Linked DNA regions of Homo sapiens: region 2 is linked to region 1. A link is a loop called in an ENCODE intact Hi-C map of the cell type or tissue named here. Cell type or tissue: mammary epithelial cell. All regions are shown on one strand.

What was found. A loop is a pair of places that touch in the nucleus more often than their neighbours do. Peaks named below come from ENCODE experiments on the same cell type or tissue, not always from the same donor. Only the 100,000 strongest peaks of a DNase experiment are listed, where the experiment ranks them.
Region 2: it touches region 1 in a loop (5-fold over the local background); 4 of 110 quality-filtered maps call a loop at or near these places.

Annotation. Positions count from the first base shown.
Region 1 is chr6:77,461,221-77,469,220 of GRCh38, reverse strand. It overlaps HTR1B (5-hydroxytryptamine receptor 1B), which reads left to right and starts at 5,730. Exons shown (of 1, transcript NM_000863.3): 1 at 5,730-8,000. The coding sequence starts at 5,818. The coding sequence ends at 6,990. The region is part of intron 5 of LOC105377864; the gene reads right to left. RefSeq lists enhancers at 2,681-2,740, 2,951-3,000 and a silencer at 6,720-6,864. In mammary epithelial cell, CTCF peaks have their summits at 3,068, 6,485 and 6,691 (motif pointing right); DNase peaks (open chromatin) are centred at 1,900, 3,050 and 5,630; H3K4me3 peaks cover 3,434 bases; H3K27ac peaks cover 350 bases.
Region 2 is chr6:78,607,481-78,615,480 of GRCh38, reverse strand. No RefSeq gene overlaps it. Among named protein-coding and RNA genes, the nearest start is that of MIR10524, 72 kb to the right of the region's middle. In mammary epithelial cell, a CTCF peak has its summit at 3,379 (motif pointing right); no DNase peak of the experiment used is centred here.

The DNA of each region.
Region 1 (8,000 bases):
CCTACCTTCACCCCCACATAAAAATTTGAAGGCGTCTAAACGAATATTACTATGGAGACTTAAATAGCTATGAGCAATGACGTCATCTCACAGGCAGAAGGAAACGAAGTCATGGTCAGGTGAGCAAAATGGGTGGCTACGCTGAGCTGCATGGCCGATCCAGTGTAGAATACTGGTCAATGGTTGTAACTTGAAATTAGAGACTTGAACTTGAAAATTGATTCTATCACTTACCAGCTGTCTGACATTGGCAAAATTACTTCAATTCTCTAAGCCTCAACTTCTTTATCCCGAAAATGAGAATGATAATGACAACTCTCAGTGTTATAAGAAATAAGTGTAAGAATGTATGTAGAATACATAGCATATGGCTTAGTATATTGTGTTCAATAAAGGATAATGATTCTTATTCATGAATGACAGGTAAAGAAGCAATAAAGCACCAGAGAGTGATGTCATTTTTCCTGTTTGAAATTAAGAATTTTGCTTTTCTTCGGCAAAATAAGTGTTTTGACTTTTCTTTATTTGTTTGAAAATAAAGACTTTGCATTTCTATTGCTTCGTCACTTAGGCTGAAAGATAACTTCACCATCAAATTGTTTGGTTTGGTTTTTCAAGAGAGACTTCATCTTGAACAGAGCTGCTTAATTACACTGCCAACTTAAAAAAGCAAGTTGTTTGTAAGTTTGGTGGATTTATTGGCATTGTTTTTTCATTCAGATATTTCTCATTGCCAAATCTCACTCTGTCCAAGAAAAAAAAAATTCAGCACACCATACTCTATGTAACCTTACTTACATTACTTAATAGTAGCTGTAAAATAGAATTTTTTTTTGAAGACCTACGTCTTCAGCCAGGAAATATGTGATTAGATCTTAATTGGGAGCTGGCTCTTCTAGTTGGATCTGGGCTATCTTTGAACCAGTAGTAAGTTACTTGTTGCAAGTATCTGTTCAAAGTAGCAAAGTGTTTATTCATATGGAGATAGGTATTAAAAATGTCTAAGTTATATATATTTGCTCTAAGTTTTGTTTGCATTCTTCCTTAAATAGAAATATGGCTTACATGATATTTGTATCCATATATAGACACATAGGAGAATTACCAATTTTTAGGGATTAAGTTACACCAAACTAACATTTAGGGAATAAAGCACCTGCCTTCATTATTTGGTAAGAAAGACCTCAAAATTTCTAATAAAACAGATGGAATGTAAATACCATGACACAAATATCAGGTCAAAGGCCTAATGTGAGGGCCAATGAATATGGAAAGGGATCTGGGCCTCATATGGTTTGGAAATCCTCAGAATTTGTCCGCAAAAATTACATGTATATCTATGTATGTATATGGTCATTTATCTGAACATTTTCATAGTTTTCATCAAGGAAGTCACAAAGGATGGTAAGAACCAAGTCACTGGGTGGACCTGATAGTTTCATTGCCATCAGTCAGTTCTTTAAGGAATAGTTACTGGAGGAAGTATAAGATAAACCTAGAAATGGGCTGCCAGCACACATTAGGATGGTGCACACATGAGCTGGTGGTCTCCTGCTGCCCGTTTCTGAAGTGAAAATATATATATATATGCTGGCCATAGATGGAGGAAGCAGAATTTGAAAGAAGCAGCAAGACAGGCCTCCACACCAGATTTCTCAAGCAGTGGGATGGTGAGTGCGGGGTTGTATTTTCCTGTATCAAAGGAGAAAAGTGACAGGCGCATGAGTGTTCTAACGTTTTTCTTTCAGCAAAGCAAAGATAAAATCAGGACTTTCTTTGCTCCTGGGCCTGGACCTCTTTCAATAGTTACTCTCTGGATGGAAGACTCTAGGGATGCTGAAAGCAAGACTCAGTCGCCGCAGGCAAGAGAGCTGGCTAGGGCTGACTAAGGTTAGCTGACTGCCAGCTTACATAGAGTTGAGTTGCAATAAATTCCGTGAGATATCTCTTGTGGTTGCTGTAGGCAGAGTATGCTTCCCTTGACAGTGTCCAGTCTGGTTAGCGCTGCGCTTTAAACTTCCCAGCCTGCGCCTCGAATTTGGTGCTGCAGCTGTAGAACTACATCTTCCTAGCATGGGAGAGGGTTCCTCGAGGATTCATTTTTCTTTGGTTCCTCCGCAGCCAGCTCACCGCTAGGATCTGGTTTTGTGTCGGTTCACTGACTTCATTTCAGTTCCAGAGTTATTCTCCACTTACTCAGCTTCTGCCAAACGTACACGTGCGTGGAATTGATAATAAGGGAACCACATTAATTCGCAGTTTTAGTGCCCGGTGTTCATACGGGAGCTTATTTCTACTCAACTAAGTTTTGCTGCGCTCAGGTAATCCATCTCCACCCTTTCCCTTCCGCTACTGATTCCCTCTCTGCTCCTCCCCTGTCAGGTGAATTTCCCCCAAAACTTGCCTGGAGGTTCCTTCTAGCGCCGCTGGGGACTGCAGAGCTGGCACTTGGACCTTACCCAGCGACCCCTACTCCGAAGGGGTGACCCAGGCACAGGCGACTTTACAGGGTCTCTTTCTCTCTTGGGTGTTTCACACACATGCGCCTCTGTGCAAACACCTATGTTTTATGTGTTTTAAAGTGAGAAAGGAATACTTGAAATGCGGAAGTCAGGTTAAGGAAATGGGGTTCTTCACTGAACTCTGCCAACATCCGGTCAATATGATGGCGGTGTGTGTTTAAGCAGCTCTTTACCAAAGAGGGTAAAATCAAACTGCCTACAAGGGGCGGATTCCTCTGGGAGTCTGGGACTCTGCGAAGCAGTGGAGGCATGGCTGGAGAAAGCCACAGGTCCCCAAACCGCTAAAGCCAAAAACCGTGTGGGGAACAAATTTTGCTTTGTTTTTTCTCCGTCCCATGCTCCCGAGCAGAAATTAAAAGAGGAAAGGTCGCATGGAGCTGGTTACATTCCTGTCGGCCTTCCCCCGCTTCCCATCCCTTTAACACTTGTCTCTAATCGTTTCCAGTTCTCCTAGGATAACGGGAAAATTGTTTCCTGGCACCCCGCACTCCCACAGGACACACCCGCAATCGCACACACTTTTGATCCGTCCTGGCCAATGCCCCCACCTAGCGGTTTAAACTCGCCGGCTTTGCTTCCCTCTTCTATGGTTTCTAAGTGAGCGCTGCAGTTGACAAAAATAATTGTTTATCTAGGTGGATGGGGTGGGAGAATGGGAAGGATCCCTTAAAATGTGGTGAAAATGAGGCTTAAGGTTGGTGGCAAAATGCTAGGTGCTAGGACTGGAGGAGAAAAAGAGAGAAGGCTGTGCTTTTATCCTCAGGGTGGCTGCTGCAGCCCAGACCGCATCTAGAGGACGTCCTTGAAGAGCTGCCACCTTAGTTAAAGGAGTACCCTCACTCTCAATGCATGCATGTGTGTATGTGTGTTTTTCTTCAAAACACTTAACACTACAGAAAAGTATAAGTATTAATTATTTACTTGTTCATGTAGTTATTGTCTGTCTCTTCTAGAATGTAAACTGCTGGAAAAGAGGGTCTGAGTCTACTCCCACTGGCCTCCATACCTCGGATGCCTAGAAAAATACTCAGCATAGAGTAGGCACTCTATTTTTTGCCTGCTTGCCTGGTTTAGAGAACCGGGAATTAAGGGAACTTGGGTTTGTGCTTTATTGCCTTGGGTAAAAAGCTCTTCTTTCAAAGGATCTCAATTACTCTTCCTCTAAAACTGGGTGGAGGGATCAGATCAGATAGCCTTAGGTTCTGACACAGAATGATTCTCTTTAAAATATATGTGCGCTTAAACAGATGAATTCATTTACAATGCAGTTTTTATTAGATACACTCTAGGTGCCAAACATGGATCTAGGCTCTAGGAATTCGTAGTGGGGATCATTTAATCCTTCGAGCTGAAAATACCTTGTCCTTTCCTGGAGCTTTTCTTCATACTTTCTGATTTGCATCTCTACCCTACATTTGTTTCTGTTGAGGTCAGAGGAGAAACTGAGGACAGGGGATCCGTCCCTGGTCATGAGACCTAGGTACTGGTATTGCATGCTGCAGCTTATGGCTGACATTCCCACATATTAGTTGAAGGCAAAGGAGACACACAAGATGGTGCTGATGATGGTTCCAGTCCTCCCCGCCCCACCATCCCCCTTTTTTCTTGAATTCTGATGACCTCCTTTCTAGGTAGGCTGTTGGAAGGAACACGCTTACTGGCAACTGTTTTCCAGAGGCACTGAAGCACTGAGCAGCTGGAAGAGGATGGTGGAGCAGAAGGTTTAATTTCACATACAGTTGGCTTCTGTTTGTGATAACTTTTACATTTTCGCAGATAGCTTGTCTTTTTCCCTGTTGACTCATAGTTGAGTGAAAAACACAAATTTCTAAAACTAGATGAAAAAATAGTTTTTATTGTATCAAGAGTTAAGGACGGCAAAGTACAAAATGCAAACATTGGGCCCTCTACAGCGATATTACTGGTGCCTCCTAACCTGGGTGTGGCCATCAGGGCTGGATATGATTTTAGAGCGGAGAGGTCAGAGACCAGGGCTTCCCCGCCTAACACTGGCCTCCTAGGGTGGGAGTGGTAGGCAGGAGCCTAGGGCCAGACTGCTGGACTAAACCTGTGACCATGGCTAAGGACATGGGTCTCACTGGAGGTCAGCGCAGCAAGCTCTGATGTCCGTAGAGGCGAGAACAGGACGCCTTCTTCCCCTGACCAGAAATGCAGCTCCAGGTTGTCAGGGCTGGGAGGATGGCCCAGGGTGGGAAGCGGGGAGATAGGGCGGTAGGACCCGGCGGGAGCTTCCTTGGCCAGGAAAGGAACAGGGCGGGGGGAAAAGAGGGAGGGAGAGAGAAAAAGGGAAGGTGATGGGGAGCGGGCGTCCGCACCCGCCGCGCCGCACGAGTTGCACTGCTCTGGCGGACCGGACCTGGACTCTATATAAAGAGCCCATCTGCTCCGTAGCTCGCACGCTTCTCCCGGGCTGGTGCACGCCGCGTCCCTCCAGCTCCCCCAGACACCTGCCCCTTCCCAGTGTGCCGCGCCAGGTCCTCCAGACCCGCGCACCCAGTGGCATGGCTCCGAGTGGCTCCCGTGGGACCAGGGTGGCGGTGGCGGCGGCGCGGCCCGAGCAGCCGCAACTCCAGCCCCCGTGTCCCCCCTTTTATGGCTCCGTCTCCGCGGGGCAGCTCGTCCGAGTGGCCAGAGAGTGAAAAGAGAGGGAGGGCAGAGCTCCGGCGCGAGGCGCGGCGCAGCGCTGCTCCTAGACTTCACCCCACCCAGCTCTGGCGGCCGCTGCAGCCCCCCAAAAGTGCCCCAGCTTGGGGCGAGGGGTGGGAATGCAAGATCTCGGGACCTCTCGCTGGCCTGCAAGCTTTGGTCTCTACACCTAGGAAACTCCTGTGGGCAAAGTCTGCAGATCCAAAAGCGTCCAGGTTAGGAGACGCTCAGCCTCAAGCAACTGGGGTAAGAGATCCCATTTGGTCAAAGCCTTCTCCTCAAGCAGTACTTCACCCTCCTGCACTAGACGCCTCCAGGGAGCTGGAGCGGAGCAGGGCTCGGTGGGCCAGCTCTTAGCAACCCAGGTCTAAGACCCGGTGTGGAGAGGAACAACCACAGACGCGGCGGCTTAGCTAGGCGCTCTGGAAGTGCAGGGGAGGCGCCCGCCTGCCTTGGCTGCCGCACCCATGACCTCTAGTTTCAGCTGTGAACCTGGGCGGAGGAATAATTGAGGAACTCACGGAACTATCAACTGGGGACAAACCTGCGATCGCCACGGTCCTTCCGCCCTCTCCTTCGTCCGCTCCATGCCCAAGAGCTGCGCTCCGGAGCTGGGGCGAGGAGAGCCATGGAGGAACCGGGTGCTCAGTGCGCTCCACCGCCGCCCGCGGGCTCCGAGACCTGGGTTCCTCAAGCCAACTTATCCTCTGCTCCCTCCCAAAACTGCAGCGCCAAGGACTACATTTACCAGGACTCCATCTCCCTACCCTGGAAAGTACTGCTGGTTATGCTATTGGCGCTCATCACCTTGGCCACCACGCTCTCCAATGCCTTTGTGATTGCCACAGTGTACCGGACCCGGAAACTGCACACCCCGGCTAACTACCTGATCGCCTCTCTGGCGGTCACCGACCTGCTTGTGTCCATCCTGGTGATGCCCATCAGCACCATGTACACTGTCACCGGCCGCTGGACACTGGGCCAGGTGGTCTGTGACTTCTGGCTGTCGTCGGACATCACTTGTTGCACTGCCTCCATCCTGCACCTCTGTGTCATCGCCCTGGACCGCTACTGGGCCATCACGGACGCCGTGGAGTACTCAGCTAAAAGGACTCCCAAGAGGGCGGCGGTCATGATCGCGCTGGTGTGGGTCTTCTCCATCTCTATCTCGCTGCCGCCCTTCTTCTGGCGTCAGGCTAAGGCCGAAGAGGAGGTGTCGGAATGCGTGGTGAACACCGACCACATCCTCTACACGGTCTACTCCACGGTGGGTGCTTTCTACTTCCCCACCCTGCTCCTCATCGCCCTCTATGGCCGCATCTACGTAGAAGCCCGCTCCCGGATTTTGAAACAGACGCCCAACAGGACCGGCAAGCGCTTGACCCGAGCCCAGCTGATAACCGACTCCCCCGGGTCCACGTCCTCGGTCACCTCTATTAACTCGCGGGTTCCCGACGTGCCCAGCGAATCCGGATCTCCTGTGTATGTGAACCAAGTCAAAGTGCGAGTCTCCGACGCCCTGCTGGAAAAGAAGAAACTCATGGCCGCTAGGGAGCGCAAAGCCACCAAGACCCTAGGGATCATTTTGGGAGCCTTTATTGTGTGTTGGCTACCCTTCTTCATCATCTCCCTAGTGATGCCTATCTGCAAAGATGCCTGCTGGTTCCACCTAGCCATCTTTGACTTCTTCACATGGCTGGGCTATCTCAACTCCCTCATCAACCCCATAATCTATACCATGTCCAATGAGGACTTTAAACAAGCATTCCATAAACTGATACGTTTTAAGTGCACAAGTTGACTTGCCGTTTGCAGTGGGGTCGCCTAAGCGACCTTTGGGGACCAAGTTGTGTCTGGTTCCACAGGTAGGTCGAATCTTCTTTCGCGGTTTCTGGGTCCCAGCGAGGCTCTCTCTCCTGGGCAAGGGCAATGGATCCTGAGAAGCCAGAATAGTCCTGAGAGAGAGCTCTGAAAGGAGAAGTGTTGAAACTAAATGTAGAGCTTCCCTGCCCAGGAGGAGGCTCACTTCCTCCCCTCAAGCCCCGGGCTCAGCACTGACCCTGCGGCAGCCAATCCCAAAGGGGGTTGCAACTTTTAAAAATTGATAATGGAAGGGAATCCCTGCCCTGCTTTGGTATCGTGGATAATGCCCACTAGAAGCAGTGTACTTGTAATTGTTGTCTGAAGCCTGTCTGAGACAGATCTACATACAGCCTGGCAGTACTTGAACTAGACGCTTAATGCCCTGTGTTTTTGGGGGGAGAACTTTGTGTTACAGCTTAATTTAAGAACAGTTACTTTGGCATCATTCAGTCTTCACTTTTTGTCTATTTAAACTTGGTTGGAGAAACTTGTGGATTTGGTGCTTCAAACCCTATGTGTGGCTTGGATGGCGCAGAGAAACCTTGAAGAGTTAACAGCAAAATTCTGATGCTGAGATCTCTATTTTTATTATACTTGAAACTATATGGGGGTGGGTGGGTGGGAATGGGAGATGAGGAGTGTTAAACTGAGAATCAACACCTATGATTGTTTGTTTTCTGCAGATTTACAATTTTGTAATTCCTGTTTAGCGATTGTCAAGCCACAACTCTAACAAACAAACCATTATGTGTGCTAGTGCCGAAGTCTGCAGACTGCTTTATTTTTTCTCTTAATTTCATGTACCTGTCACTTTACACATTTAAATCCCCATAAATGAAGGGTATGATGGGTGACTCAGCCCACACTGCTGCTATATTTCTTACTAATGCAATTGGTAAAACCGATTAGTATTGGAAATATACTGTTTCTTAACAAGAAAAGTGTCTT
Region 2 (8,000 bases), 1.1 Mb before region 1:
GCACCCTAAATAGCTCCACAATGTGAGGTCAGATGATTAATTTTCTAGGCTTCAGCTTTTCATCTGTAACATGATCTCCAACTTTCTGTCTGTAACTCTGGAACTGCCCTTATCTTCACTTTCTTCTTGGTAAATATGATATTTGCCATGTTTTCCCCATGTTTTAGGCTCTGGACACTCCAGAAGGCTTTTTTACCATTATGACAGCCTGGCATTTTCATCACTGCTTTTTAAACTTTCCTCCTGCCCTACTCTCTTATAAGGTTTCATCCCATGGGGCACATTCTTTGGGTTCCCCTCCTACACTGAGGCTGTCCTATTCACGGAAACATTAAAGTTAAAAATTGATACAAGGAAAGAAAGTGAAACACAAAGTAAAGAACCAAGAAACATTATGCAAACCAAAATCTAAAACTTATTTTGAAATTATCTGGCTCAAATTCTCCCATACCCAGCATAGTTTGGCAACTTGGGCTGAAAGCTCCAAGAAGTCAAGATATTAGTAATATTTTATACAAATAGGAAGAAAAAGCCTGAAGGCTTGGAAAAATATTATTTTTGAACTGCTACAAATTTAGCATACAGAAATAGAATAAAATATAGCCACCTAGCTCCAAAGAGATAGAAATATATTGAAATAAAGTTAGAAAATGACAGAAAAAAAATGAGAGGATATCGGAAAATATCTAGCCGTCTCTACTATATCTACAAAAAAACTTGATTTACTGATAATTTTAATGAATAGGAAAATATATTAGTATAATGATGACTGCCAACTAGAGGTATTATTTGCTATAATAATAATAATCAGTTATTGGGTGTTTAAAACATTTAATGGGAGTAATGAAATGCGTGGTATGTATCCATTAATCATAATAAAGAGAACCAGAAGTCTATTTTTTTTAAAAAAATTCATTTTAAGTTCCAGGATGCATGTGCAGGATGTGCAGGTTTGTTACACAGGTAAACGTGTGCCATGGTGGTTTGCTGCACCTATCAACTCATCACCTAGGTATTAAGCCCTACATGCATTAGCTATTTATCATGATGTTCTCCCTCCCCCTGCCCCACTGACAGGCCCCGGTGCATGTTGTTCCCCCTCCTGTGTCCATGTGTTCTCATTGTTCAGCTCCTACTTATGATTGAAAACGTGGTGTTTGAACCATAAGACTATTTTGATTGTCTTTAATTGTGTTTTACATTTGCGATGAAGAGAACAACTGTAAGACCGATAAAATTTCTTTTAAGTTGGTCTGTTGCACAGAAGACACCAGATTTTTTACTTTATAAATTTTGTTTAATACATAAAAGAACCCAATAGCTTTAGCTCATAAACATTTATTTCTTTATTTCCTCATTATGTCTTGTATTTGTTCCCCAAGCTTGGACTTTGTGAGTACTTTGTTTTGATACTAGTGAATAATACTTAATATAAAACATCTACCAGGAGAATGTTACCCCTCTGCAGACCCATGAAAATCTTGCCTCAAAGCAAAACTTTTTGAAAATATATTATTTTCTACTCTATTTCTGTTCGACAGAGCCTAAAATTATAGGCTGCAAAGTGTAGGAAATAAAGATCTGCCTCCATTCAAATATCTTATATGCATTTATTTACATAAATTTAAACTTTCTATTTATTTAAAAGAGAGCAAAGGTTTGGAAAGTAAAAATGCTAGGTTCTCCATTTCCTTTTAAATATACTCTGATTTTAATGGAAACTAGTGATAGAACATGATATTTCTGATATAACAGTAGTGACATATTCTGTGCTAAAATTTTGGGGAAAGATCATTAGCTTAATGGTTTATTTGCATTCTCTACATATCATCTACCCACAGAAACTTATTATTATAAACAGCTATTCCAACTTGGAAGGGGTATATGGAATTCATGAGAAAAAGATAAAAATGGAAATTGGTGTTGCATTCTATCATTAATTATTCAGGTTTTTATTTAGTTCCTACTATGTGTGAAGCACCATGTTAAGGTTGATTGGAGAAATAATAATGAAATAGATATAAAGCCTGAAATTGATCACACTTTAATTGGGAATTAGGGTAGGTGGAACTGGGAATTAGGGGGTGGGTGAGCAAAATCCAGTTTAGGCCTAATCTGTGTCTACACTGTGGCTTTTTGGAAGTGAGCTCATTTTATGAAGAAGACAGACTAACCTAGTAACAAGGTTGAACCTAGCGTAAATTACTTACCTGGTAATAAAATGTTTGGCAGGAGGAGAGCATTTCAATGTGACATAGATTAGTTTCTGGCTCAGTCTACTTTGTGCTCATGTCCATGGACAAGCCTTGTGTAGATGCCACATGCGATACCTCTAGGTAAAGTATTAGGGCCTGATAACTAACTTGGTGGCCCTATATCTGAGTGTAATACAAAAGAGCCTTAAAATACTCTCTTTTAGTTGGACATGGAACATCAGGCAGCAGGTACCTCAAGGGTTCCAAAGAGGATTCAGATGTTAGCTAGTGGGAAGCGCAGTAGCAGTGGTGGCACCAAAGATGAACATTATATATTAGGGCCAGCAAGGAGATGTTGCATGGTAGATGACTAGATTTGTTACTGGGACACTAAGAAACAATTAGTGGTGGTGGTGGTGGTAGTAGTGGTAGTGTTGTGTGCAATATTCTTTTGGGGATGAGTGCATATTCACAGAAAATTGTAATTATCTTAAAAGAGGCATGGATTGAATGCTATGGAAGTTCCATGAGTGGAGGAAGCACTAGCTGGGAGGACCAGTAAAAATCTCATGAAAAATATAGCATAGGAACGGGTCCTGGGTGATATGTAGAATTCAGATTTCAGAGATAATTTTATGCAGATGGAAAACCAGGCAATTTGATTCCAATGTGAAGAGGGTGCAATGGGAGAAAAGACCAAAGAGTTTCTTTAGGGAGCTGTTATAAAAGGAAGGAATTGTTAATATGGACAAACATCCTAGGAAGAAGAAAAGAACTAAAAAGAACTAAAACAAACAAAGATTCATCTGCAAGACACAGAGCAACTGGTGAGAACATTGAAGATTGAAGAGTGTGAAAAAGAGTACTCAATGTATTTTTGAAGGAAAGTCTAATGGCTTTTACTTATTATCAATCTGAGTAGTTATTTATCGAGTTTCATGATGGTAATGTGTACAATGTAGTTAGATGGCAACTGTAGATTGGGGCAAGAACCTAGGCCTCTACACCAATGTAATTCCTTCTATATGACACTATTTATTTAATTCCAGTGGTATATTAGATTTTTGTCATTCAGTAGCCATTGTCCCATTGTTTACACATAGTAAGGTGATGTTTTAGCACCCATCTTTAGAGTCATGATGACCTGGTAAATTTAATTGAATGCTGTTTTAAAGATAGCCACTAGAGGGCTTTGCTTTATTTAAATAAAGGGGCGTTACAACCTGAGATTACTGTCCTATTAACTCGAAATAATATTTTCTGAAGGGGTCCTAGTTTAGTATAAGGGAAACTTGTTTACACTCACAAGATTCAAGTTCTAATCTCAGTTCTGTCACTCGCTTGCCTTTGAATTTAGTTTTCCAGTGTATTATGTACCTCTTCTATTACATATATGCTATTCCCTACCCTATAAGGTGTGAATTCCATTAAATGACATACATACTTAATTTTACTGATTACCTGTTTTTTTTTAAAAAATAAACGATTTATCTTTTTTCTTTTTTAGCACACACACATATACACAGACACACAGAGACACACACACTTCACTTCATGCCTTCATTTTCATGATTTCAGTATTCTACTTCTTCCAACTAATATGTAGCCAACCATGCCACATAGCTGTCCAAGGACAAATTAGCATTAGAAATATGAGTCTCACAATCTAAAGGCGGCTTTCTCATGTTTCTCCTAGAGATAAAGGCTTCTTTATTAATTATTATCACTGAAAGTAAAACATTACCTTATTAATTTAAGTAGAGTCCAAGGTGAAGAGAAAGATTGCTCATATATTTCTAAACCTCTGCTTCCTCGTTCTACTACTCAAGTTTTCCAATGCGGGAAAATGAGCCCCGTCATTAGCAGGGTCAGGTACGACATTGAGCTGTGACTGAGGGCTGGAGTAGGAAAATGCTGTAATGATAACCGAGACCCTGCAGTCACCTTTCTTGAGTAATATGATCTCCTGTACTCTGCTGAGTGATTCCTCAGGCCACTTAGGGACTCTCAGGCTTCATCTGTATAGAGGATCTGTCATGCATTTACATCTAATATATGTGGCAGTGTGCTGCCCAGGTCCTCAGCTGCAGATGGGAACAATGGATACATTTCAGATTTGAAAAACAGAGAGTAGCGTCCTGATTGTTAGACCCAACTTTGTTTCTCTTCAGGAGATTTTGAAACAAATAAATGATTTGAACATAGCTAATTTATTCAAATGGAAAAGTAGTATCATTTTAGTGAATTTGACTATTGGACTTTTATTTTTATTTATTTCCTTCTGAAATAATTAAAAATACACACCATTTTATGCTTAAAATTACATTTTTGTATTTTAATCTGAGGCTACTACTCCTCATTAAACAGGTCAACTGAAAAGAAAATAGGTTGGTTCTAATTTTCTGAATTCTAAAATGTTTTATTCAACAACCACACTTCAATTCTAGCAAATGCCATTTTCTAAACAAAGTGATTTGTAGGGATAAGCTTTGCTGGAGGACATACTAGGGTTTCCTCAGACCAATATATGTGTCACCTTTACTTGATAATGATAACTAAAAAGATTTATCTCAAAACTCTGACCAACTCTTTCTAACTTCCACATCAATTAAACTTCCTAATTTGTTTCACTTTTAGTTCAATTGTAGATTCCATTTATATCTAGCTTAAGTGTGAATAATAAGGCAGATATATTTAATACTGAGAATTTAGCACTGAACTCTTTATGTCTAAAAAAGTTTTAGAGTCTTTCCTGATTATCTACCACACATCCAGCTTGATGCTAGGAAAATTTTGGATCGATGTGGATGCTGATCCAACTTTAGTTTTGTGGAGATTTTAATTCACAGTCACATCATCTTTAGCCGCTGATCAGTGATGACTTGGTTTCATTGCTAGTTGCAGTGTTCAGTTCAGCTCAGTAAGACATTATTTTAAAATGCTTGATTTTTCAAAAAATACTCAATTTTTAAAAAATACAGGCACTTTGTAAAGTGAATGTTCTCATCTAGCATGTAATTATGCCATATAGCTGTCAAATAGTACAACATTTAAGTGACTGTTTAATAGCATAGCAGCAATATACTATTATGCACTTCTTGCTTACCTTACAGTTAGAATGTAATTATTTATGTTTAAGGTGAAGAGCAGCACTTACTTTCATGCATAAACAGCTCCATAATGGGGTATACAGGAAGAGTTATTCCACTGTCACAGTCCTAATTGGCGTATGGCTCCTTTTTAAACCTGCAACCCAACACAGATCAATATGCCAACTAGGTTTCAAAGAAAATGAAGAGGTGGTCTAATTTCTCAGTTTCCTGATGTATTAACTAAATCTTAGAAATTCACCAATGTTAGTAGACTCTAAAAGCATTTGAAACTGTTATCTCTCTGTCTGTCTCTTTATGGCTTTATCATCTATCTGGTTATTTGATTTTATATTACTAATGGCGTATTTAACTTTAACAAAAGATGGACAGGCCTGAAACAGAAAGAAAATTATTTTCATTAGGGCAAGTGAGAGTGTAATAAAAATAAGTAAGAAATTTTAATGGAGCACCACGTATTTCCTTAATCAAACCAACTCCCAAGATACTCTGTAATATCAACATAAGACTTGGAAGGTGGTAATTGCTTATAGATTTCTTTTCCTTTCAACTTTCATGTTTTTAATCTTGAATTGATGTATGTAGTTGGCTCTTGGTTGTCTATGAATATTAAAAGGATGAAAGACTTGGGATGCATCCCATGCCCTTGTTTTCTAACTCTACCATTGACCACCCACTAAGATAGATTCTGGGCCACTGACAATAGGGAAATATCAGCAGGAAGAGGGAAAACTAAATTACAAATGCTTTAATGTCTACAAGCATTAGAGCATTTTTGCCTTGTGCTGGCTGAAACTACAAGTAGAGAGCTACTACTAATCATTCTTGCTATGCAAGTGTGATCTGAATGATTATATTCCAGAGATACTTAGAAGAGATTTCTGTACTGGGTCTAATGTTGAATTACCAGATATAAATAATAATATCTTATATTTGTACAACTAATTATACTTTTAAAGATATTTCTATCTACTTCTCTTATTTGATTTCATAACAATGTGGGGAAAGTCTACATAGTAGGGATTATATTTTGCTTCTACCTTTGAGGAGCCTGAAGGTTAGACAGGTTAAAGACATGCTAGAGGCTGCTATTAGGCGATCAAAAAGATACTGAGAACCCAGCCTTTTGATTACAATTACTACAACTTCCCTCAGCTGCTATTTATCACATGCTTTTCTTGTGTCAGGATATGTGCCTTAGAAATGTATCTCACTGAATCCTCTCAACAGCCCTTTGAGGGAGGTATTTTTCCATTTCACAGAATCTAGCACTCTCTTCAACAGTTTCCTTGCAAAATTGAAAGTGGAGAGAGCAACGGTTATAAATGTGATTAGTTTACTGTTGCTTTTTCTTTTCTTTCTAAATGTTTATAACTCTAATTCTGTTTCTTTACTTTGAGATCAGTTCAAACTCTTATTATAAAAATTTATAGGCTTTGTGTTCATTTCTATTCCCTTTATAATGACAGGTCTTTGAACTCACATTGTATACACTTCTTATTTTGCTCTAAACCAATTGGAAGAAAGACCAATAGACAATTCTCTGTACCAAAATGTTATACAGATAAATTGTATACTCCCAAAAGGCACTGGTGACATGCTATTCTGTCAACAAAGACAGAAGTTACTGGAGTTAGAGACAGAAAAGAAATATATTGGTTATGTGCCAAAGGATTTATTTACAATATAATGGTTTGTAGGTTTCACTGAAATACAAAAAAAAAAAAAAAGGCATGAAAAATTTGCTTTCTTGTTTACTTCTATAGTAGGTTGTTAAGTGACAAAATACCTCCCAGTGGCACAACGGCTGGCTTCCTATGCATAGTGAAGAGCCTATACACCTAACTGCAACTCCATGAATCACTGAGTCATGTGATTTTGAGCTAAATTGCAGCCTTTATCCACCACAAAAAAGTAAATAAAAAATCAGAAAGTGTACTCTTCAAAATATGCAACCTATATTTGTACAGGATAGCAAGAACATTTAGATTCTGGGTTATAGTAACACATAAAATTGAATTTGCTCCCTGATCCCAAGCAAGTAACCTAGATTCATAAAATTCTAAAGTTGTATTAAACTTGAATGTGCTACGAAGCTTCATTGTGTCATTTAATAATGCTTGGATTTTTACTTGCTTTTCTTGTATCATTTTCGTTTTTGAAATGAATAAAATTGTCCCTATTAATCACAGTCAAGAAACATATGTTTTATATAAAGACAAAATATTCTAAAATTAATGAATAAGTCATTATCTGTCTGTTTCTAAATTTCTGTTTCTAGAAAATTATGTTCTTAGTTTAGTCACATAAACTTTATGCCTTGATCAGAGGGGTTAAACTTGAAAAGACTTACTGCACTTGGCTTTCTGGCAATGAACTGAAGAATGAATAATATTCAATCATACTAGAAGTGAAGATTCATTTAATCTATAAAGAACCATTAATAACAAAACACACATGACTTTAGGAATTTGAAAACATAATACTCTTTCAAATTGACTTTTAGGACTAGAAGTATAATAGGGTTCATGTGTTTGGTGACTATTCCTCTTCAGCTTTAGGTTTTAGATTTCCAGTCTATCCTTAATTGTAGCATGCCCTGCACTAGCAACATTATTGAAGAAACAGAAGTGGCCAAGAGACTGTGATGCAAACTAAACTGAATAGACATTGTGATGGTTAATTTTAGCTATCA